Regions from separate parts of the Homo sapiens genome. Here regions 1 and 2 are each linked to region 3. Evidence: chromatin loops called from intact Hi-C (ENCODE). Cell type or tissue: A673. All regions are shown on one strand.

Region 1 (8,000 bases), 830 kb before region 3:
GCTGCACTGCCATATATGCTAATGTAAGATACACCAAGTGCAGGAGAATTCCCAAGACAACAGTTTAATCACTTCCTCTAGAGACTTGAACATTCATTACTGAGAGCAATAAACCCATCAAAAAGGAGAAAATCTATAATATTTCAATAGAAATCAAAATTTTGGGAGTATTAATTCATGGAGTTAGAAACAATACCCACTTCTATATATCTAGTGGCAATGTAATTGGGGAATTGTTGACTAGACCTGCTTTATGAATAAACAAAGCTGAAGTAAGGGATAAAAATAAAATGTCTGACTATCTATCAAAGAAATAAAAATCTCACTTACTGCTGATATAAGAAGCCTGTTAATGTTATCCTGAGATTTTACAAAGTACAACTTTGTAAAATGTTGAAGCCATTTCAGACTGCCCACCAACTGACAATGCTGCTTACCTGCTCTCCCCTACACCTTTAAAACATTTATCAGAATTATCTTTGAAGTCCATATGAAGAATTTGTATTTTGTTTGGTAGGCACTGGGAATCTTAAATATTATTTGACCTGGAAAACAATATGTTCATAAAATATAGTACTTGGAAACAGTATTCTGCAAGAGATTTGAAGAATGGAATTAAAAAGAAAGAGATTGAAGTTCAGAAAACAGTCAGTGGGGTATTTCTGTCCTTTAGGTGCTAAGTAATAGAGCATGTTTCATATAGCAAATAGAGACTAGACAAGAAGTGTTAAAACCTCTCAGAACCATTGAATCTGGATTACTTATAGAATAGTCAGACAAAAAAATGTGAATTAAAAAGAAAGCTGTGTTTGGGTTTCATTGTTATTTCTCTTTTCTCAAGAACATAAAATAATGAGTTATTTTATTTGAAATGATAAGGAGAAGAGTGTTGAAGTATTTTGAGAATAAGACTTAATATTGCCACAAACCCGTTTTTCAGATGAGTCAACTGAAGCCTAAAGAAGTAATGTGTTCAGTGTTAGCCAACTCATAAGCGGAAGAACCAGGACTTGAACCTAGACATCCTGGCTATGAGAGATTCTGTTCTCATCCAAATTACCATCCAAAAGTAGGACTCAGGAGAAGAGTCAGAGCTCATGAATGCCTAGACTTGGGGGAGGAGGAACCATAGGAGGCAGCATAGTCATTTTTTACCAGTGGCCAGCAGGGTGGATTAATAATCAGATCCGTGAGTCCAAATATGAGCAGAAACTGGCATTTCTATTTAAAAAGAAGATCTGTACGTGATTGTGATTCATTGACAGGGTGAGAATCAATAATGTGGAATGGGCTATGTAAGACGGCAGAAACGTAAACCTTGAGAAATGTCTACATGTATTAGGAACACTATTTAAATTTTGTCATTTATTCTGTACACCATCCCCTACATTTTAAATTTACCAGTGGAGTCACAGGGCTTAAGCCACATCCATAGGTACATACATTCTAAATATTTAACAGGATTCAACTTGAAACCTGATTTGAAAGTCCATATTTGTCCTACTAGAGTGGTATTTCTTTAAGATTGTGTTGTCAGAACCCTAAGGTCTAAAAAGTTGCCTTAGGCTGCCTTCCTGTAGGAAACAGAGAAGATTGAAAGGATGCAGAAGAAGGGCAGCTTGGAAGTTTCACTCCCTTCTTACATTCCAGTCACAGAATCTCTGCTCTTATGTGGTAGAATTCTGTCTATATTTAATTTAAAAGGGGTCCAGGTGACTAAAAATATTTGATCATTACGAAATAAGCCAAGAAGACAAAGTAGGAGTGATGTGAGCAGAAAAGGATGTTCAGGAGGTAGCACTGTGATGTTCAGGAATACTCTATTTTTTATTTTATTTTTTTGAGTCAGTTTATTTTTTGTTGCCCAGGCTGGAGTGCAGTGGCACCATCTCGGCTCACCGCAACCTCTGCCTCCCAGGTTCAAGCGATTCTCCTGCCTCAGCCTCCCGAGTAGCTGGGACTACAGGCACGAGCCACCATGTCTGGCTAATAGGAAGACTCTATTTTAACTAATTTATGCAAATAATAAAAATTGAAAGACTCACAACTACTATTAACTATACAATTAATTGAAAAATTAAAGTATTCCCAGTAAGTCAATGCTATTTAAATTGTTCCTTTTTATCAGACAAAATATTTATACATATTTTACATTAGCCAACATTTCTTCACAACTTGCTTCAGTTTTAAGACAAGATTTTAGGTAACCTGTCACCATGCATCGTGTTCTGAGGGGAAATCTTAGTAACAGAAGCTACAAACTGCCACCCAGGTCAAAATAGACTCCCTGCAATGTTTTAGTAGTGGGGTGACTGTGTGATCTACCATCTAAACCCAAACATTTTAGGAAGTGAAATGAGGAGCTATTAGCCCATGACAACAGGAGTGAAACATGACAGTCCCATGCACACAGAGATGTATGATCATGCCATCTGTTTAACCACTATAAAGGATAAAATCAATCTGAGTGTCCGCCATCAGGTCCGTCAATTCACCGAAGTCCTTTCTACTCCCTTCTGCTCATCTTTTTGTTACCGACCTGATCCGTGTTTTATACAAAGGAAGAACACAGACATAAAATCATTCCCTTCATAAGTAAAGGCTGGAAAAAGTCTGTGTGTGTGCATGTGAGTGTGTGTTTAATCTATTCATACTTTGATTCTCCCATACAGTTGACAATCTTTCCTCTGTGTCTCATCACAAAGATTCTCATTTCTTCTTCCCTCAGACTCCAACTCAAAATCTTTTGTTTGTTCCCAAAGAAGCAGAATTCCAACTGACCTTGCAATCAATGCAGTTAATATGATTTCTATTACTTTTTATTGGGTATAATAAAATATAGGGATATTTGAAGTCCACATGAATAATTTGCATTTTGTTTGGTAGGCACTGGGAATCTTAAATATTATTTGACCTAGAAAACAATGTGCTTATAAAATATAGTACTTGGAAACATTATTCTACAAGAGATTTGAAGAACAGAGTTAAAGAGAAAGAGATTGAAGTCCAGAACACAGTCAGTGGGGTATTTCTGTACTATAGGTACTCTAAGTAATAGAGCATGTTTCATATGGCACTTAGAGACTAGATGAGAAGCAATAAAACCTCTCAGAAGCATTGAAAAACATACCTGAGGCTGATGAATAAGAACCACAGACCAATACACATCTTAACACTTTGCCAAATTCCTACCATCTGATCTATATTGCGTTTTTAATGTGATCTATTAAAATGCCAGGTTTAATGTATGTATTCTCCACGAAACAAATGAAGTACTATTAGCAAATCAGCCAGTTTAGAACATTCATGCACACAGAGCTGCTAAGGTTGCTACATTAACAAAACCTGTGTCCTGTTTTGGAGTACTAAATGAACATTAGCATAAAACCACAAACAAGAGAATAAGGATGAGAATAACAAATTTTGAAAATCAGAATGAATTGTTCTTTCAGGGGTTTGACAGATTATTTTTTAAAGAAGGAGGAGATAAGAGCTGGTTTGTTGTTTGTGCAATGCTGAGATGAATTACCCAAGACCTTATATAAACCGAAAGCTTGTATTGACCTGTTGAAATGGGAAAGCTTGTAACCATGGCAACAGAGGACAAGTAAAATAGGATTTTGCTGCAGTTATAAATAAGGTAGAGAAACCAGTAGACTTTTCCTCCCTCCATCTGTAATAAAGACAACACAGAAAATGAAAACCACCATTTTTCTGTCTACGGTTTTTCCGGTTATAAAATGCACGTCATGTTTTGGATGAAAATCTCCATAGAGGCAGACTGATCTACAAGGTGCGGGGGAAGGGAAGTTAGGGGGTGGTGATTGAGGGAATGAAGAAGAGTGAGTAAAATCTAGATCTGAGGCAATGGCAGTGTTTAAATAATTTATTCTTTCTTAGGAGCACGCTATAGATAGCTGCAGTTCAGAGTTGCACATTGCAGAATTTCTAAATATACAGATCCAAGGTGAAGGAGAAAAAATCATCACATCCTTTCAAATTGTTATGCTATATCTTTCTTTTAGCTAGAGTAAAAAAAAAAAAGACATCAAGTGCAGCATATATTTAACTGTATCTATTCTTACTATGTTTTAAAATCTGTGATAAATGGAAAGTGATACATAAGGCTTCATGATATAAACCTATGCAGGTTAAATGGCAACTATGATTAATTCTGTTGATTTTTTTAATTCAAAATTTTCATCAAATGTCTTTCAAAAATCGAAACCGTTTTCACCCAACACTTGGTGGCACTGCTGCTTCATAAGGCAAGACTGCAAAAGATTTCCAAATCATGTGTTTCAGGGCTTTGGAAAAAACCTTGTCTCCCCTTCTGCAGTGCAACAATTTGGGTATAATGCCTTGAATATGCTACACAAGGCATCTGCTGTGGCTACTGAAAAAGAATCTGTTACAAGCCCTAATTTTTCTCTTTTTTGAGACGGAGTCTAGCTCTGTCGCCCAGGCTGGAGCGCAGTGGCGCAATCTCAGCAAGCTCCGCCTCCCGGGTTCACGCCATTCTCCTGATTCAGCCTCCCGAGTAGCTGGGACTACAGGTGCCCACCACCACGTCCGGCTAATTTTTCTGTATTTTTAGTAGAGACGGGATTTCACCATGTTAGCCAGGATGGTCTCGATCTCCTGACCTCATGATCTGCCTGCCTCGGCCTCCCAAAGTGCTGGGATTACAAGCGTGAGACACTGCGCCCGGCCACAAATCCTATTTTATTCTTACAGTAGGTTCATAGGGATGAAAAAATGAAGGCGAGGCACTTTTACAGAATCGTTATTAGGTTGATGATCTAGGGTCAACACTGGGTAATGAAACTCTCTGAGATGATGAAAATAGTTTACACTTTTGCTGTTTAATATGCAGACACTACATGTGGCTATCGATCTTGAAATGTAGCTAGTGCAATGGAGAAACTGCAAATTTATTATTTTTTAATTTCAATTAATCTTAACTTAAATTTCAAGAGTCGCAAGCGGCTAAGTCTATTCCCTTGGACCACATAACCTGTGCTGTGCACTGTGTAAGGATCTAAACTGTTGGCTGAAGATGGTTAAGCAGGAAAGAATAGAAAAGATAAAAAATGTGATGACACCACCCTGTTTCCCTATCATTTGGGAAAATATAATGAAATAAAATTAACTAATCGCTCATGTAATAAAATCAGTTCACCAAGCCTTTCCATTGTCACCTGAGAAGAAGTGGGGTGGTTTTCTTTATAGTAATATATAAACGGATAAATTTTTCAGTCTAAAAGTTGCTCCTACTCTGTATATTTTTTTCACCTGCATAAAACTGAAGGGAAAAAAACACATTTTATATGAGTAAATTTGTATGGTGTATGCCTAAGGGATAGTCCTATGGAATTCCATCTTCAATTACCTAGCTAAATGCCAGCGAGGTTTTCCAAATTCATTCTCTTATCCCATTGAATGCCGAACAATTTGAAGACATAGATGTTATACAGCGAGTTGCACAATAAAGTAAATGATTAAAAGATACAGTCTTGTGTCTCCAGAAATAAGAGCATATTGGAAAGGAGAATGACAATGGGATGTGGCCAGTTTTTCTGTGCCCTCGACCATCCTTAATTCTAACACTGATTTCTCCCTTTACTTCCTATGGAGCTTATTCAAATTTTATTAAATTTGATTCTGTCTCTCTTACTAGGAGTTGGGCTCTCAGAGGAAAGAGACTGATTTTTTTTTCTTTTATTTTCTTTCTTTCTTTTTTTTTTTTTTTTTTTTTTTTTGTTACTTCTGGCCCTTAACTGTATACTTCAACTTTTTTTCGATTAGCAGAGAAGGTGAAGGGATTAGGAGAATTGAGATGTCATAAATGGGAATTCCTCTATTATAAAAGTCATGTGTCAATAACGACCTCATAATAGTGACAATGCACTCACTCCACTGACAGCTATGGATGTGTAGGAATTACTGCCAGCGTCTTGCAAGAAATCCATTCTAGGTTCTAAATATCAGCAGCTGCATTGCTGTGATAAGAAATACTGTGGCACATCAAGAGTGACTGTACAGGTAGCTTTATTTTTAAAAATTGTACTCTGCAGCTCTATTACTTGCATTTATATAAAAAAAAACTTTTTGAAACGATATTGTGTTTTTCACTCATCTGCTTCCTGTTTCCTTCTGGTGGTCAAAATCTGTACTCAATTCCTACGGACCATATGCCAAGACTACTCTCCCACTTCTATCACAGAAAAATTTTTTTCTTTTTTCTCATCCACTTCCCTATAAATAATTACTTCTGTTGATAACCCACTTATGTTTCAAAATGGGTACAGATTGGACTTGATGATTACTTCACATTTTCACGATTATTTCTCACATTTTCATTAATAGTTTCATTGATCATTTTTTTATCCTTTCCCCAATCATATATATACGAGAAACACTGAATTTTAGAACTTATGAGGATTTAGAGAGCCACTGTTTAAACTTTTTTTTTTTTTTGAGACAGAGTCTCGCTGTGTCACCCAGGCTGGAGTGCAGTGGCGCGATCTCGGCTCACTGCAAGCTCCGCCTCCCGGGTTCACGCCATTCTCCTGCCTCAGTCTCCCGAGTAGCTGGGACTACAGGCGCCCGCCACCACGCCCGGCTCATTTTTTGTATTTTTAGTAGAGACGGGGTTTCACCGTGTTAGCCAGGATGGTCTCGATCTCCTGACCTCGTGATCCGCCCGCCTCGGCCTCCCATAGTGCTGGGATTACAGGCGTGAGCCACCACGCCCGGCCCTGGGTTAACTACTTCCTAAGCAGGAATCAATCAGCCTCCTGAAAATTAAAAAAAAAAAAAAAGTTTTATTTATGTGAGAATATTGATCAGTCAGGGTCCAGTTGACTAAAACCACACCAGCTAGTTGAATGGAGGGAATTCATCTGAGGAATCATTACCTAAAAATAAAACGTAAAAGGAAAATGCTATATAGCACTGTATTATGGAAGAAGCAAGTACAGGAAATAACCACAACCTCTAGTGCTCAGAAGAAAAAGAAACAATGGCATAAACTTAGAAACTTAAGGGAGGGTCTCACAGACAGGAAGTCCAGGGAGGCAGATAGAAAGAAACAACTTTCTTCATTTTTCTCCAGCCCTGCAGCCTCCCTCTCATACCTTTTATTGGCAAAGCCAAACAGGAAGACAGTTGGCAAAGCAGAATGCAGTGGTCTGAGTTCCAGCTCCACAATGGCCAAGCACAATAGAGAAGGTTGGGCTTTAAGCTGACAGACAATGGCTTAATAATTCCCACAGAGTTTCTACATTTTTATAGGGAGACCATCCATAGCTTTAGTTTCTCAAAGGAATGTGTGACCCTGACATGATTAAGAATCACTGGATAGCAGAAAAAATAAAAAGAACCTCATGCTAGCAAGCTGGGGTCCTTCCCACTACTTTCCACTGTTTCTTCCATTCCTTGGTTAGTTACACTCCTACTAACAAGAAGGTATCTTAATGTAAATTTCAAACATCATCATCCTCAGAACACATTAGGTGGAGGATGTGGTAACCAAAAATAAGAAACAAGAAAAAGCTTTATTCACAAACTATGTCCACAAGGAAATCTATACAATTTCCAAAACCAAACCATTATTTTTATTATAATAAAGTCTACAACTTCATCTTTTGTAGTCAAGCATTATTCTTCAGTTTTAAAAAACATATTAAAATTTATTGGACCTACAGATGATTTAACATGGCTTGGCATATTGAAATACATTTTAAATTAGTAATTTAAAAATCATCCGATTTTTTTCCTGCCTGTTAATACTTATAAATATTCCTTTGGAATGCTTCTTGTTACTCATGCATATATAGTCAACTTGGGTATGTTGTAAAGAGAAAATTTGAGGAAAGAGTCTAGGTTAGGAGTGTTCAAAGTTTTCATCATGATCATTATATTAATATCCAAGATGGTTTAGCAACCTTGAACTTAATATTCAAAAAGAGTTCAATAAATGATGTGTAATAAATTCA
Region 2 (8,000 bases), 1.0 Mb before region 3:
AATAGTTTAGTTTTCTACTGCCCCTTCCTGTTCTAGATTTTAAATCCACCCATGTCTCTTTGTTGTCATCTAGAACAGTTTCTTCTAAATGTTGCAGGTGAAATTTTTACCTCATAATTGTTTAAGGTTTTATTTTTATTTATTTATTTATTTTTTGAGACAGAGTTTCGCTCTTGTCGCCCAGGCTGGAGTGCAGTGGCGCCATCTCCGCTCACTGCAACCTCCACCTCCTGCGTTCAAGGGATTCTCCTGCCTCAGCCTCCCGAGAAGCTGAGGTTACAGGCACCCGCCATCACACCTGACTAATTTTTTGTATTTTTAGTAGAGATGGGGTTTCTCCATGTTGGCCAGGCTGGTCTTGAACTTCTGACCTCAAGTGATCCGCCTTCCTTGGCCTCCCAAAGTGCTGAAATTACTGGAATTACAGACGTGAGCTGCCTCACCCAGCCTTATTTTTATTTTTGAAAGTCATAATGTAGAGTGTGCTGTACCTACAAACAGCTGTTTATAGAGAGATGTTTCTGCTGCTGTGAGCAGCTACTCACAGGATCAGGAGCTGGGACCATGTAGACTATAAGAATGATGTGAAGGCAGGATGAGCTCCGTGGAGGAAGAGTGACAAGAACAGAACTAGTGTGGCTCAAACTAGACCATCGATTTACTCCACTTGTGTCATTTAATGCTGAGCAGTCCAGAGTTTTAGAGATATTTTTTTTTAAAATAGAAATATCTTCTATAATCATGGCATGTCTTTCAGTTCTGAATAGATTGCCCTTTCTGAGCCAAAGAATAGCTATCCAGCTTTGAGAGAAGGCATGAACTCTGACCCAAAGGATAGTTCTCAAACATCAGGGAGACATGCAGATCCTGGGGAAGAATCTACATTTCTTCCCTAATGCCCTAGGCTGAGATGAGAATGGAGGGATGTTTCCTCTTTATCCCTTTCTTTCTTCAACCTGGACTCAGCAGACTCTAGGAATGTAAAATGCCTGCCTAAGTGGCAGGTTGACCCTGTCTTCTGCTACGGACTATGACTTTGTAATCTGGCAAGGGGGCTGGTATAGCAAGGGCGGGTCTCCTGTATTGAGGTCTGAGGGCTCAGCAAAGCAGAAGTAACTTAGAGACAGACATAAGTTTCTCTATGCTATAATTCTGTTTCTCAACAATTGACAAAGTTTTAGAAACAGTATATCTGGACTCATTTGTGCTGTAGGGAATGGGAGGAGGAGAAGAGCAGGTATCGTTTCTGCATTGGACCTCAGCAGTCAAGGGGTGAGTTGTACCTCCTCTGGTCAAACTTGGGGAGCCAGCTGCAGCCAGAGGGAGTGTCCGTGATCTGGTGACTACAGACAGAAATCACGGGCAGTGCAGAGCATCCACCTGTGCTCCAGAGACAAACATCGGCTCAGGCCCAGGCAGCACCTCGATTTAATTTAAGAAAGTTTGTGGGAGACTGAAAGATCTGCCAAAGTTTTCACATCTACGTCATGACTGTTCTAGAACAAGTAGTAAGTTCACTTAATCTATATTCAATCACTAAAACCACACACACAAGATTTTACACATAGAAGTGAATATATATGCTATTTATATAACTTGCAAAAAGTGAAAAAGAACATCCATGTGACTACCATTGATCGTAGGAAAAAGAATATCTCCACACACTTTGAAGTATCTATGATTCCATTCCAATCACATCTGTTTCCTTCTCCCCAATAAAAATACTTTCAATGATTCCTTTACCTCTACAATCATCTCTCATTTATAGAGAATATATGACTTCTCATATTCTTCACTTTAAATATATGTGGTAATCAAAATATGTTTCATTTTGCTTTTCCCTGATTTTTGTCACATGTCAATTAAAATTTCCATCTAAGAACTTGACATAAAATCCAATTCAAAGGTAAAAAAGAGGACAATATCTCCAACCTACGAAAGAGCAGCACACTGTTTTTTTGTTTGTTTGTTTTTTGTTTTTTTTTTGAGACAGAGTCTCGCTCTGTCGCCCAGGCTGGAGGGCAGTGGCGTGATCTTGGCTCACTGCAAGCTCTGCCTCCCGGGTTCACGTCATTCTCCTGCCTCAGCCTCCTGAGTAGCTGGGACTACAGGCGCCCACCACCATGCCTGGCTAATTTTTTGTTTTTTGGTTTTTTTTTGTATTTTTAGTAGAGACAGGGTTTCACCTTGTTAGCCAGAATGGTCTCGATCTCCTGACCTCGTGATCTGCCCACCTCAGCCTAGAGCACACTCTTTTTTACTGTATCTTTTCCTTGCATGCCTTCAAAATCATGAAAGCAAATTTTATTTTCAAATGTATTCTGATTATACTTTCCACAGTGTTTATGTTACTTGATTAAGGAAAGCAAAGCTATATTTTTTATCTACTACTTAATTCTCTTTCATTGGTCCCTAAAGCCCCTGGTCCTTTTCAAAATGTTCTTTCATCAGATTCAGAAAGTAGAAAGAAATTGGCAGCTGAAGGAGACAGTGGCAGGGGAAGATGGAAATGAGAATAAAAAAATTAGCCAGCTCAATTTCAATAATCTTCTCACATGCTGTTCATTCTTTCATTTACAAAAGTTTATTTAGATTCTGCCTTGTGCCTGAAATTCCGTGTGTTAGTGGAGACTTATAAAGCATAGTGCAGTCCCATTGGACTAAATTCCCTAACAAGAAATGGATGATGAAAAAGCTGTAGTGTCTTGAAAAAGATCCATAATGATGTATATTGATCTTCATGTACTACCCCAAATCTAGAAGTGAATACTATCGTAGGCTGAACTATTTCACCCCAAAATTCTGATAGCCCCTCAGAATATAAATGTAGTTAAGTTATATTCTACTAACTAGAGATTAGCTCTTTAAAGGGGGTGATTAAATTAAAATGAGGTCATTAGGGTGGGCTCTAATACAGTATGACTGATGTCTTTATAAGAAGAGGAGGAGATACCAGGGATGCACTCAGATAGAGAAACAACCATGTGAGGACATGATGAGAAGACGACCGGCGACAGAGCGAGATCTCAAAAACAAAAGAAGCCGGCCATCTGCAAGCTAAGTGGGGAGAATCCTCAGTTGAAAGCAACCCTGCCAGTACCTTGCTCTTGAAACTCCAACTTCCAGAACGATGAGAGAAAAAATTTCTCTTGTTTAAGCCATTTGTACGGTCTGTGGCATTTTGTTATGGCAACCCTAGCAAACTAATATAAATACCTAAGGTGACAGCAATTTCAGAAATACTTTATATACTTTGGATTATTGCCAACTAATTTAAAAATGTATACTTGTTACGCATTTTGTAAATCCTCTATTTACATTACCCTCCATGCATTCACATTTTGCATTTTTGAGCACAGTTGTAATTCAGCTGCATGCACACCAGGTGGCAAGCATGTTCTGAGTCTCCATTCCTCATTTGCAAAGGATGAACTCTGTTCTAAAACCAGATGACCATAATGCACTTTTAACACTTTGTGTGTTCTACCAAAGCATGGGCAGAAACTTAACTTGTGGGGACAATAATGTGGATATGTGCATCAGGAATGAGATTCTGCCTCAAATGAATCTTCCAATTCCACTGTGTCAGACTCAATAGGATTCTCTTTGTTCTCTAAAGGATCTATTTACTATGCAATGTTAAGTCCGCTAACTATGCAATTCAAAGTCAGCTTTTAAAAACACTTTTGTAGTTGCAAACCCATCTACTATTTTTCAATCTTGATATTTTAACACATTCCATTGAAAAAACAATCATCATATATTTTTATATCTTGAAATACAAAATTCATTATCTGCATTAACATAATACTTAATATTTTATGGGTAATTTTTGGTAGTAGTGGTTGAAAATGGCAATAGTACAGCAACAAATTCACCCATCTTCTTGATTTTGACCCAGGAGATTAACTTTTTTTCTCTAACTCATAATGTTTTTGCAACCAGAATTTTAAAGAATGTACACTGACTTTCTTTTCAGCTTTTTAAAGAATGAACAATACAAAATGCATTGGTATCTGCATTATCAATATTGTTTATCAATCAAGTTGTCATCAGAAATTATTATTATTATTATTGTTACTATTTAGAGACAGTCTCACTCTGTCATCCAGGCTATAGTGCAGTGGCATAATCATAGCTTACTCACTGTAGCCTCAAACTCCTGGGCTCAAGCCATCCTCTTGCCCCAGCCTCCCAAGTAGCTATAACTAAGAGCACACACCACTACACTCAGCTAATTTATTTTTATTTTTAATTTTTGTGGAGATGTGGTCTCAATATGTTTTCCAGGATGGTGTGGAACTCCTGGCGTCAAGTGATTCTCCCACCTTGGCACCCCAAAGTGCTGGGATTACAGGTGTGAGCCACCACACCGGACCAGAGTGTTTTTTAGAAACAATTTTATCTGTTGGCATAAATTTCAAGGAATATGCAACTTTCTCAGATATGAATTCTCATAGAGTTATATACTAGTGTACATGAAGCTATTCTGGATAGTCATCATCCATATTTATCCATATTTTCCGAGGGGAGGGAAGGGGGGAGAGAGAGAAAGAGAGAGACAGAGAGGGTGGGGGATGTGCATATAGTAAGCTTAGTAGAGTCAGTAAGGCGGGTCAGTAATGAAGTGTTAGTGGAAAAAGTAGGAAATGTTATATTAGAGAAGAAAACTAAACACATTGCTTATTGCCCTTGTGGTCTCCCTAATAAAAAGAGTAACACTTATTAAAGCTGTAATTCAGAAATTACAGCTACAGTTGGAAATTGTTAGTGTTTTGCTTATTCTTCTTTAAGATACTAAAGGCAATTCTCTTAGAAGAGAGTGATTCTACTGGGATTTACCCACAGGAAAGGGGATATAGAAATTAAGATAGCCTTGCTCATCAGTGAGTGGAAGTTAGAGCTCCACTTTTCAGGAGAGAAGACCAGCTCTTTCCATTCAAGGGCCTAAAGGAGAAGTAGTAGGACACTGAGGGAGACTGAGAGTCCTTGATGGTCCCTGCCTACAAACTGCAGAGTCCAGGAATCATCTGAATCACAGAAGGCATTGAGTCCTCTATACCAGGAAAAAAATGGCTAAGTACAAATATCTCACCAATGCCAAGAACAGAGGCCACTCCAACTCCAAATGCTGAAAGCTGACTCAGGTAGAAGAACATCATTCTGTTGTTGATTCTTTGGCTGTTTCTATCCTTCAGATGATCAGTGGCTAATATTCTAGTTGAATATTTACATATTATTTTATGCTTCAGTGGAATTTAATTCATTCATGTGTAGGGAACTATGTTAAATTAATAGCTTTGCATGAATCTAGGTCATAATTCAGAGCCAAGCACTCAGGGTAAAGTGAATATTATCTCCTTATATTGTAGTAAACTTTCAGGTGAACAAAACTTTAGAGTTTAGTAAGAAAAAGTAGGAATTGCAGCCTCCACTCTACCTACTTGATGCCCATCCACACAGAGTTGTTGAACATTTGCTCTGTAGGATGCACTGAGCTCATATTTTGGACCAAATTGCTAGGGATTCTCTCTCTCTCTCGTGTGTGTGTGTATGTGTGTGTGTGTGTGTGTGTGTGTATGTGTGTGGGTGATGGGTCATTTGCCAATTTAGTGTTTTTTTTTTAATCATATAATAGTAATAGTTATACTAAAGGGGAAATACATGGGCACATGCTTAAAAGAAAATGAAAAACCCATATACACATCGGCTCAGATTTTTGCTTTTCTACCTTTTTGTAGAAAAAAATACAGTGCCACATTCCCAATAAGAAAGGCTACCAACAAAGAAAAAAAGACTTGGCATCTAGCATTATCCAATATCAGAATTTGTTTTGCTGGATAAAAAAATTAGGATTATAGTGGTGGGTAAGCTACTGAGTTTTGCAGTGTTCTGAGAATTTCTAGGCATTATCAGATTAATTCCTAAGAAAGACCTTATGGAATATGCATTGTCATCTCTATTTTATAAATAAAGCAGGAAGACTAAATATGTCCAATGTCACAAAATTAGTCGCAGAACTAGAATTCAATAAGCCCATGCTCTTTCTCTGGTTAAACCAAGGGTCTTTCAATGCCATGAACAATGCTTGCAAACCAAATGTAGTATTTGGTCCCACAAATTACTGTATCTGCTTACTGTCAGATATAATAAACATCTTATCATAACTCTAGATACTACTTTAACCTATTTGGTTTGTGCTTTATTGACAGCATCAACTCTAAAACATAATCTCTTCTTGAAAATATATGAAATTTACCTACAGCCATCTGACCTTCGACAAAGTAGACAAAAATAAGCAATAGGAAAAGGACTCCCTATTCAAAAAATGGTGCAAGGATAGTTGGCTAGCCATATGCAGAAGAATCAAACTGGATACCTTCCTCTCATCATATGCAAAAATTAACTCAAAATTTAAAAGATTTAAATGTAAAACCTCAAGCTATAAGAATCCTAGAAGAAAACCTAGGAAACACCATTCTGAACATTGACCTCAGAAAAGAATTTATGACTAAGTCCTCAAAAGCAATTGCAACAAAAACAAAAATTGGTAGGTGGGACCTAATGACACTAAATAGTTTTTGCACAGCCAGTGAAACTATCAACAGAGTAAACAGATAACCTATGGAATGGGAGAATATATTCCCAAACCATACATTTGACAAAGGTCTAATATCCATAATCTATAAGGAATTTAACAAGCAAAAAAAAAAAAAAAAAAAAAAAAAACCATTTAAAAATGGGTAAAAGACATGAACAGTCATTTCTCAAAAGAAGTCACAAAAGTGGCCTACAAACATGAAAAAAATGCTTATGTCACTAATCATCAGAGAAATGCAAATGAAAACCACAATGAGATACCATCTCACAGCAGTAAGAATGGCTACAATTAAAACGTCAAAACACAACAGGTGCTGGCGAGGCTGCTGAGAAAGGGGAACACTTACACATTGTTGGTGGGAATCCAAATTAATTCAGCCACTGTGGGAAGCAGTTTGGAGATTTCTCAAAAAACTTAAACTAGAACTACCATTTGACCTAGCAATCGCATTACTGGGTTTATATACAAAAGAAAGCAAATCATTCTCCCGAAAAGACACATGCAGTCATATGTTCATTGCAACACAATTCCACAATAGCAAAGGCATGAAATCATCCTAGGTGTCCATAAATGGTGAAATGTATAAAGAAAATGTGGTACATATACACCATGGAATACCACGCAGTTCTAAGAGAATGAATTCATGTCCTTTGCAACAACATAGATGCAGCTGGAGGCTATTATTCTAAGTGAATTAGCACAGGAAAAAAAAAAAAAAAAACAAATACCACATGTTCTCACTTGTAAGTGGGAGCTAAATATTGGGTACTCAGGGACATAAAGATGGTAACAACAGAAATGGGAAATACTAGAAAGGGGAGGGAGTAAGGGAAGAAAAGGTTGAAAAAGTGTTGAGTACTATGCTCACTACCTGGGTGATGGGATCATTTGATCACCCCAAACTTCAGTATCATGCAGCACACCCAGGTAACAAACCTGCACATGCACTCCCTGAATCTAAAGTAAAAGCTGAAAAAGAAGAAAATAGGTGTGAAACAGATTATAATTTCTTATGGCAACAGACAATCTCATTAAACATCAGATCCAATAATTCATTTTTAAAATTCTAATTAGGTATTAATCTACACACTTTAGAAAGAGGCCAGGAAATTAAATTAGTTTTAAAATTTAACAACGAAATAATTATAAATAGTATGTGTACCCTATTTTGCAAACAAAATAAAATTATCATTTTATTCAAATGGTAATACCACTTGTGATTGTCAAATAAATGTTTCTTCTCAGTGACATTACCATTTGAATCAAAATGATTATTCAGTGAATTCGCAATCTTCACTCAGTCTCCATTTTTAGTTTGTTGGATTAAAAAAATGCTTCAAGGCTTTAAATCCTTCCAATGTAGTAGACATCAATGTTTTTTCAGTACAATAAGATTTTT
Region 3 (8,000 bases):
ACAGAGTGAGACTCTTTCTCAGGAAAATAAACAATAAGAGATTCATTTGGCCTGGGCCAGGGTGGCAAGACTGGTTGGATCCCAGTTATGGGGGACATGTAGAGTCAACATTTCCTGACACGTGGACTATCAAGTATAAGAAAAGCTGAACCGAGGGTGGAGTTGATGACTTGGGGTGAGTATCTGGAGGATGAATTTACCCTCAGATGAACCCTGAAAGGATGAAGGAGCAAGGTCTGGGGGAAATCAGAAGTTCATGTCAGGATATATTACCTCTGAGATGCCTGTGGGTCGTCCAAGGGCAGCGGCCAAGAGGCAAGTGATGTTTTGGAGTCCAGAGTTGAAGTGAAAGTTGTGGGCTCTGGGGACTTTTAATAGACAAATTATAGTTGTATATATTTACTGAGTACAAAACAATGTTATGATTTTTTAATATAATATGAAATTATTAATTAGTGACTTAACTTATCCATCACTTCCAATATTTGACCTATTTTTTTGTGATGAGAGCATCTGAGATTTACTCTTTTAACGAATGGAAATGTGCAGTACTCAGTTGTTAGGGATAGTCACCATGCTATGCAATAGATCTAAACAAAAATCAAACTCATTCCTTCTGCCTAAGTGAGGCTTTGTATCCATTGATTATCATCTCCCTGTTCCCCCCACCGGCTAGTCTCTGATCACCATTGTTCTACTCTCTGCTTCTGAGATCAGTTGTTTTAGTTTAAGTGAGAGCACGTGGTGTTTGTCTTTCTGCGTTTTGCTTATTCCACTTAGCATAATGTTCTCCAATTCCATCCATATCATCACAAATGATGGAACTTCTTCCTTTTATAAGGCTGACTAGTATTCCATTATATATATGTATGCCATATTTTCTTTTTCTTTCCTTTTTTTTTTTTTTTTGAGATAGGGTCTCACTTTTTTTTTTCCACTGCAGTGGCATGATCTCAGTTCACTGCAACCTCCACCTCCCGGGCTCAAGTCATCCTCCCACCTCAGCTCCCCAAGTAGCTAGGACCACAGGCATGCACCACCACACGCAGCTAAGTTTTTTGCATTTTTTGTAGAGACGGGGTTGTGCCATGTCGCCCAGGCTGGTCTCAAACTCCTGAGCTCAAGCAATCTGCCCAAAGTGCTAGGATTATAGGCGTGAGCCCCTGCACCTGGCCTGCCACATTTTCTTTATTCATTCAGTCATCCACTGATGGACCCTTAGGTTGATTCCGTATCTTGGCTATTGTGACTAGTGCTACAATGAACATGGGCATACAGACTTCTCTTCAACACGCTGATTTCAAATTTTGTGGGTAACTACCCAGAAGTGGGATTGCTGGATTATATGGTAATTTTATTTTTAGTTTTTTGAGAAACCTCCATGCAATTTTCCATAATGGCTGTATTAATTTATACTCCCACAAGCAGTGTACAAGAGTTCCCTTCCTCCACATTCTCATTAACATTTGTTATCTTTTGTCTCTCTAATAATAGCCATGCTGACAGGTGAGAGGTGATATCTCATTGTGGTTTTAATCTGCATCTCCCTCATGAGCTCTGTTTTTGCTTTTTGTGTTTTAAATAGAGATGGGGTCTCACTGTGTTGCCCCAGCTGGTCTTGAACTCCTGGACTTAAGGGCTCTTCCTACTTTAGCCTCCCAAAATGCTGGGATTACAGGCATGAGCCACTGAGCCTGGCCAGCTCTGTTTTTAGGCTCAACATATTCCTAGCATTTGTGGGAATATAGTGCCTGGAAGATAGCAGCTGCTTAATAAATATTTGGTTAATGAATGAATGAAGCAATGTAGAACACACTAGGAGAGGTGACATATGGGAAAGTGTTATATATACAGAATGAATAAAAACTAAACCAGAGTTAATCCGTAACATCAGAATTTTCCTTTAAGAGAAATTGCTCATAAAAAATGGTGAGGGAAAAGATGAGATTGCCTCACTCATGATTGCTCACTTGTTTCAGAAGGAAATGAACGTCATGGTCTTGCATCCACTTAACAAATGCTCGTGTACTAGGCTGTGCGCTAAACACAGCCTTCTATCCTCTCCACAGCCCCCAAGGCAGATATATTCTCCAGTTCTTTTTTTTTTTTTTTTTTTTTTTTGAGACGGAGTCTCACTCTGTCACACAGGCTGGAGTGCAGTGGCGTGATCTCGGCTCACTACAACCTCCGTCTCCCAGGTTCAGCGATTCTCCTGCCTCAGCCTCCCGAATAACTGGGATTACAGGCTTATGCCACCGCGTCCAGCTAATTTTTGTATTTTTAGTAAAGACAGGGTTTCACCATGTTGGCCAGGCTGGTCTCGAACTCCTGACCTCAAGTGATCCGCCCGCCTCAGCCTCTCATAGTGCTGGGATTACAGGTGTGAGCCACTGAGCCCGGCCTCTCCAGTTCTTGAGTAAACAGAGGTTCTGAGAAGAAATCTGTCCCCAGGTTACAGAGGTAACTAAGATATGAAGGTGGGATTCCAGCTACTTCACCTCCCATGCATAAAGGCAATTCGTTCTTTTTCCTTGGTTCACATCTTGTTATCTCCATAATCTAATTTGAATATTCTCAGGAAAACCATCTTGGATTTTGACTCCCCCTTTTCCCCTAAAAAGATTGCCATACATTTGTGTTTTCTTTTTCTCCTACAAAGAGGGGTTGTTCTCTGTAGGACAATTCAGATCTCAATTCTGTGGTCGTTGTGACTCTATTTCCAAGGAAACCTTAAGAAATTCCTTCTCAATTGAAGTAGACAGACAGGCCAGAGCTTATGAACCCAGCTTTTTTTTTTTGAACTGAAGCCTCCATTGGAATAGCTGTGGTTCACTGAGTGTATATCACAAGCAGTCACTTCCAGGTCTTATTGAAAATCTTCACAGCAACTCTGTTGTTATTATTACCATCTTTTTTTCTAATGAGGTAAACTTAAAATCAAAGAATGATCCACCAAACCCTCATTCTAGTCCAAGCTTCTTTGTTCAAATCTTGTGAGTCACTCTATCCCAGTAGATTCCCAAAGAGGAGCTTCACGAAACTCTTGCCCTGCCCCTCTACCTTCCTTAAGAACTACTGAATCAGGCCAGGCACAGTGGCTCATGCCTCTAACAGCACTTTGGGAGGACGAGGCAGGTGGATCACCTGAGGCCAGGAGTTCGAGACCAGCCTGACCAACATGGTGAAACCTCATCTCTACTAAAAATACAAAAATTAGCCAGATGTGGTGGCACACGCCTGTAGTCCCAGCTACTTGGGAGGCTGAGCAGAGAATTGCTTGAACCCAGGAGGTGGAGGCTGTAGTGAGCCAAGATTGCACCACTGCACTCCAGCCTGGGCAACAGAGCAAGACTCTCTCTCTCAAAAAAAAAAAAAAACTACTGAATCAGGATCACAGCTTAGGGGCTGGGATCTCTTTATTTAGACATCCAAGAAAATTCTTATGTAGTCAATTTGTATGACATTTAGGAACTGATGCCTTGTTTTCTGAAACAGAGCTCTAGTTGTAGAATCTTCAAGATTCTCTTTTAATAAGCACTGTACATCAAGGACTATTTCAAATTACCTTGACTCCTGAACATGGTCTCTCTTAATCTTTATTATTCTTATAGATAAATGAGGGGCAGGGGGAAGTGGAGGAGTAAGATGAGTAAAGTTCCAAGTAAATTATATTTGTTCTTCCCGAACAAATGAAGAATGAGGGTTATGCAGTCCGAAAAACCAGCAAGCTCTGGCCCAATGTAAGTGTTTGCCTCAGAGTGCAGTCAGTGGAAGGAAGGAAGGAAGGAAGGAAGGAAGGAAGGAAGGAAGGAAGGAAGGAAGGAAGGGAGGGAGGGAGAGAGGAAGGAAGGAAAGAAGGAAGGAAGGAAGGAAAGAAGGAAGGAAGGAAGTAGGTAAAGAGTGAAACTATCACAATGGAAGTTACGTACTTGAACAACAACAAAAAAAGAGGAAGTAGGGAACTTGATGGGAAAGACAAAATGTAGAGGAAAGAGAATAAGGAAGGGAGGAAATAAACAAAAGACAAAAAAGTTATTATGAAGTTCTAATTAGCAGCCCAAATGTAAGCAACTCTTTCTGATTCATTCTAATTAGGCTTGTCTTCTATTTAATTGATTTTGATTTTGTCATTTCTACTATAGTGTGTGTGTGTGTGTGTGTTTTATTTTGTAAAGGTAGGTTTTGCTCTGAATGTCAAGGCAATTTCAGCTCCTGAAAGAGAAGGTAACTATTATTTTCAGCTCTTAAAATTGAAAGAAAGAAAGAAAGAAACAGAAAGAAAAGAAAAACTCTACCCTCTGGGGAATTTGCATACTAGGCAGACTTGGGTGCCCCGCAGTGGGTGGTTCCGGCTGAGAGTTTGTCTATTCTTAGATGTCTGTGCTGAGGCAGAGTGGGACGGAAATTGTTCACTGCTGCTTTAGGACCTTAGAGTCATTTCTTTTAATGGGGTTCGACTGTCAAATCAAATCTCCCAACCTGTGTAAAAGGCTCTTGTAATTACATGTGTCATCTCTTTTCACGACAAAACTCAAAACTGGTTTGTTTCTGAGGTACTGAAATGCAGTCTTTCTCCTGCATTAAGAGGATTGCTTTCTTTTTAGAGGAAGGGCTGGGGGGATTTTTTTTTCCCCACTTTTTTTGTTAACAAAAGCATGTGACAAGTCAACCAATCTTCCTCAAGGTAAAACAGGGGCCTGTTTTTCTTTGAGTAATTATGTGATGTGCCTGACTTTCAGGTGTGTGGCTTTTAAATACAACAAATCAACATTAAAGATTAATTCATTCAATTACAAGGCAAGAATCTTTGTTGCCTATTCAAACATATTTTCTACTTTAATAAATTCATAGCTTAAAAAGCCAAAAGACAGTGAGATCACCAATAATAAGCCTCTAGTGTTTGGAACTCAGTCTGTAAGATCATTCTTTTTTTATCAAAATATATATGTAAGTTTTACAAACTATACATATATATAAAGTGCTCTCTAAATGATTTATATATGTGTATGTGTGTATGTGTGTGTGTGTGTGTGTGTATGTGTGTATATATGTATATTTTTATTTTTAGACAGTCTCATCCCGTTGCCCAGGCTGGAGTGCAGTGGCACGATCTCAGCTCACTGCAGCCTCCACCCCAAGAATCTCAAGTGATTCTCCTGCCTCAGCCTCCACAGTAGCTGGAATTACATGTGTGCACCACCATGGCCAGGTAATTTTTGTATTTTTAGTAGAGACAGGGTTTCGCCATATTGGCCAGGCTGGTCTCGAACTCCTGGCCTCAAGTGATCTGCCCACCTTGGCCTCCCAAAATCGTGGGATACAGTCATGAGCCACCGCGTCTGGGCCAAAATATATTTATTTTTAAGCTTTGGTATAAGTTTCTATACCCAGATATTCGGGGAAGCCTGAAGACTACCAATGTTTTGTTTTTATTATCTGAAACTCTGATTCAGAATTCATGAAATATATGTAAAAATTATATTTAAGATGAGAATTCCCCAAGACAACATTTTTATTGAGACCATTTTAGTCTCTTAAATCCTGGACTATATAAGCAATAAAAATGAAAACAAAACAAAACAAAGCAAGTTCATGTGTTCTCTAGATGATTCTAAATAAGTAGTTATTAACCCATCATTTTTCCATTTAACATTTTAACACATTGACCTCAAGGAGTTGCAATAAAAGGAATGGGTACATTATACAAAGCCATTAAATTATAAATGAATGGTATTAATGACAAATTTTCCCGGACCCAGAGGGAAACTCAGGGAAAATATAAAATTACCTTCAAAGACAACAAAATGAAAAATAAATGTGACATATGGACCTTAGGAAAAAATGGAAATCAAGTGCACATGAGATAAAAAGATAGGGCCAGGCATGGTGACTCATGCCTGTAATCCCAACACTTTGGGAGGCCAAGGTGGGCAGAGCACCTGAGCTTAAAACTTTCAGACCAGCCTGAGCAACATGGCAAAAACCTGTCTCTACCAAAAATATTATACACAAAATTAAACGGGAGTGTTGGCATGCACCTGCAGTCCCAGTTACTCAGGAGGCTGAGTAACTGGAGGATCACTTGAGCCTGGGAGGAGGTTGCAGTGTGCCCAGATTTTGCCACTGCACTCCAACCTGGGTGAAAGAGTTTAAGACTCCGTCTTAAATAAATAAATAAAAATTTAAAAAATAATAAAAAGAGATAAGGAGATAGGTATGAGATTTTTACTTGGTTTATTTATTTCAGTGTGTACAGTTGCACTATTTTTTTTTTTTTTATGATTGTAGTTCTTTTTCAAAGTTATTTCCCTCAGGAATTTCCTTAAATATGTATGTGAATGGAAGCATATAGCTTCAGAATGAATAATGCTTTTAATAAAATGAAGACTGAGGAAACTTGGAGAAATGTACCAAATCCATGATTCCCTGGACTTTGAGATTTTATATACTACTAATAAATTTTGTCCTTAAAAAGATTGAGGCTGGGCATGGTGGCTCAGGCCTGTAATTACAACACTTTGGGAAGGATCACTTGAGCCCAGGAGTTGGAGACCAGTCTGGACAACATAGTGAGACCCCAGTTTCTACAAAAAAAAAAAAAGAAAAAAATTAGCTGGGCCTGGTGGTGCTTGCTTGCAGTCCTAGCCACTCAGAATGCTAAAGCAAGAGGATCGCTTGAGTCCAGGAGTTTGAGGCTGCAGTGAACTATGATTGCACCACTTCACTCTAGCCTGAGTGACAGTGAGACTCTCTAAAAAAAAATTTAAAAACAAACAAACAAAAAGAAACAGTAGAAAGCATATAGAATCATGGTAAGAGATAGCATTTATAAAAAAATCAAAGAAATATAGCTTCATGAAAAACTCCCTACATTGCCCTTTTAATTTTTCTGTGAGGAGATAGCATTGAGAAAATACATGACACTCTGGCCAAATAGCACTCTCTGAGCTAAATATTTAAAATATTAACTACTTAGTAAACCAAATCAGTGTCAGTTACAAATCAAGCAAATTGTGCCTCCTTTTATGAGGATAAATGTAAAAGCTCACCTGATTAATCTCACAACTACTAGTGGTACTGCCATTTGGTACATTTTTAAGATTACCTCCTGAGCATCCAGTTTTCATTATTATGCAAATTAGCTAAAACAAAGCTCAAAATAACTCCAGTTACCTTCCCAAATAGCAGAATAGAAATCAAAAGGATGGAGATTAATCCCATCAATCTTGAGACAAGAAACCGGAAAACACCAAAATAGGAAATTTCATAAATGAGTTTTTTTCATAGATGAAACCTGACTGAAATTTGCTGGATATGTATATGCCTCCTATCTATGAAAGAACACTTAAGATCGGTGTCCTATAGTTAGCTCTGATCATGGACACTAACTAGTATGTGCCTGTTTCAGTGAAGATACTGTGTTTTGTTATACCATGATGTTTCATTCAAGGAAAATTAAAGTCCCAGGATGCTTTACGAAAACAAACTTCCTGTTAGCAATGCAGTAAGTACTCTTGGCTATGCTGGTACCTAATGATTTACCCAACTTAGGTAAAGAAGTTACCCAGCTAAAGTATGTCTAGGTCTTGTCAGCGCAAGTAGTTGACAACCAAGTCCTTACTGTCCACTAGACCTACGTCTTGATTCCAGAGAGAAAGAAGATTCTCCAAGACTGGGGAATGACATTCCGGGAGTGCCAGTACCACCTCTGCCTCCATATTGCCAGGAACAGACTGAAGATGGCCTTCTCTCAGGGTTGAGACCAGGAAGGGCCATCCTGGGATGCATGGCACATGCCAGCTCTTGGGGACCAGAGTCCATTCCCATCATGCAGAGGCGGCATCAGCTACGGAAAAGAATCTTCAAAGTGGAGGGACAAGCCTGGCATCCCTGTACAAGTTCCTCTGGATTCCTCATAGTTTCCTCCTTGCAGTACGCACAAAGGCACCCAGTAAATGAACGTTAGACCCTGGAACACTTCATTCTTCATAGAGGAGAGG

What was found. Hi-C counts contacts between places; a loop is a spot of excess contacts. Peaks named below come from ENCODE experiments on the same cell type or tissue, not always from the same donor. Only the 100,000 strongest peaks of a DNase experiment are listed, where the experiment ranks them.
Region 1: it touches region 3 in a loop (4-fold over the local background); 2 of 110 quality-filtered maps call a loop at or near these places.
Region 2: it touches region 3 in a loop (4-fold over the local background); 2 of 110 quality-filtered maps call a loop at or near these places.

The regions. Positions count from the first base shown.
Region 1 is chr5:18,110,169-18,118,168 of GRCh38, reverse strand. No RefSeq gene overlaps it. Among named protein-coding and RNA genes, the nearest start is that of LINC02223, 310 kb to the right of the region's middle. In A673, a CTCF peak has its summit at 4,225 (motif pointing right); a DNase peak (open chromatin) is centred at 4,278.
Region 2 is chr5:18,300,888-18,308,887 of GRCh38, reverse strand. No RefSeq gene overlaps it. Among named protein-coding and RNA genes, the nearest start is that of LINC02100, 440 kb to the left of the region's middle. In A673, a CTCF peak has its summit at 3,377 (motif pointing right); a DNase peak (open chromatin) is centred at 3,397.
Region 3 is chr5:17,278,902-17,286,901 of GRCh38, reverse strand. No RefSeq gene overlaps it. Among named protein-coding and RNA genes, the nearest start is that of BASP1, 65 kb to the right of the region's middle. In A673, no CTCF peak of the experiment used is centred here; DNase peaks (open chromatin) are centred at 1,981, 3,711 and 4,391; H3K4me3 peaks cover 389 bases; H3K27ac peaks cover 7,069 bases.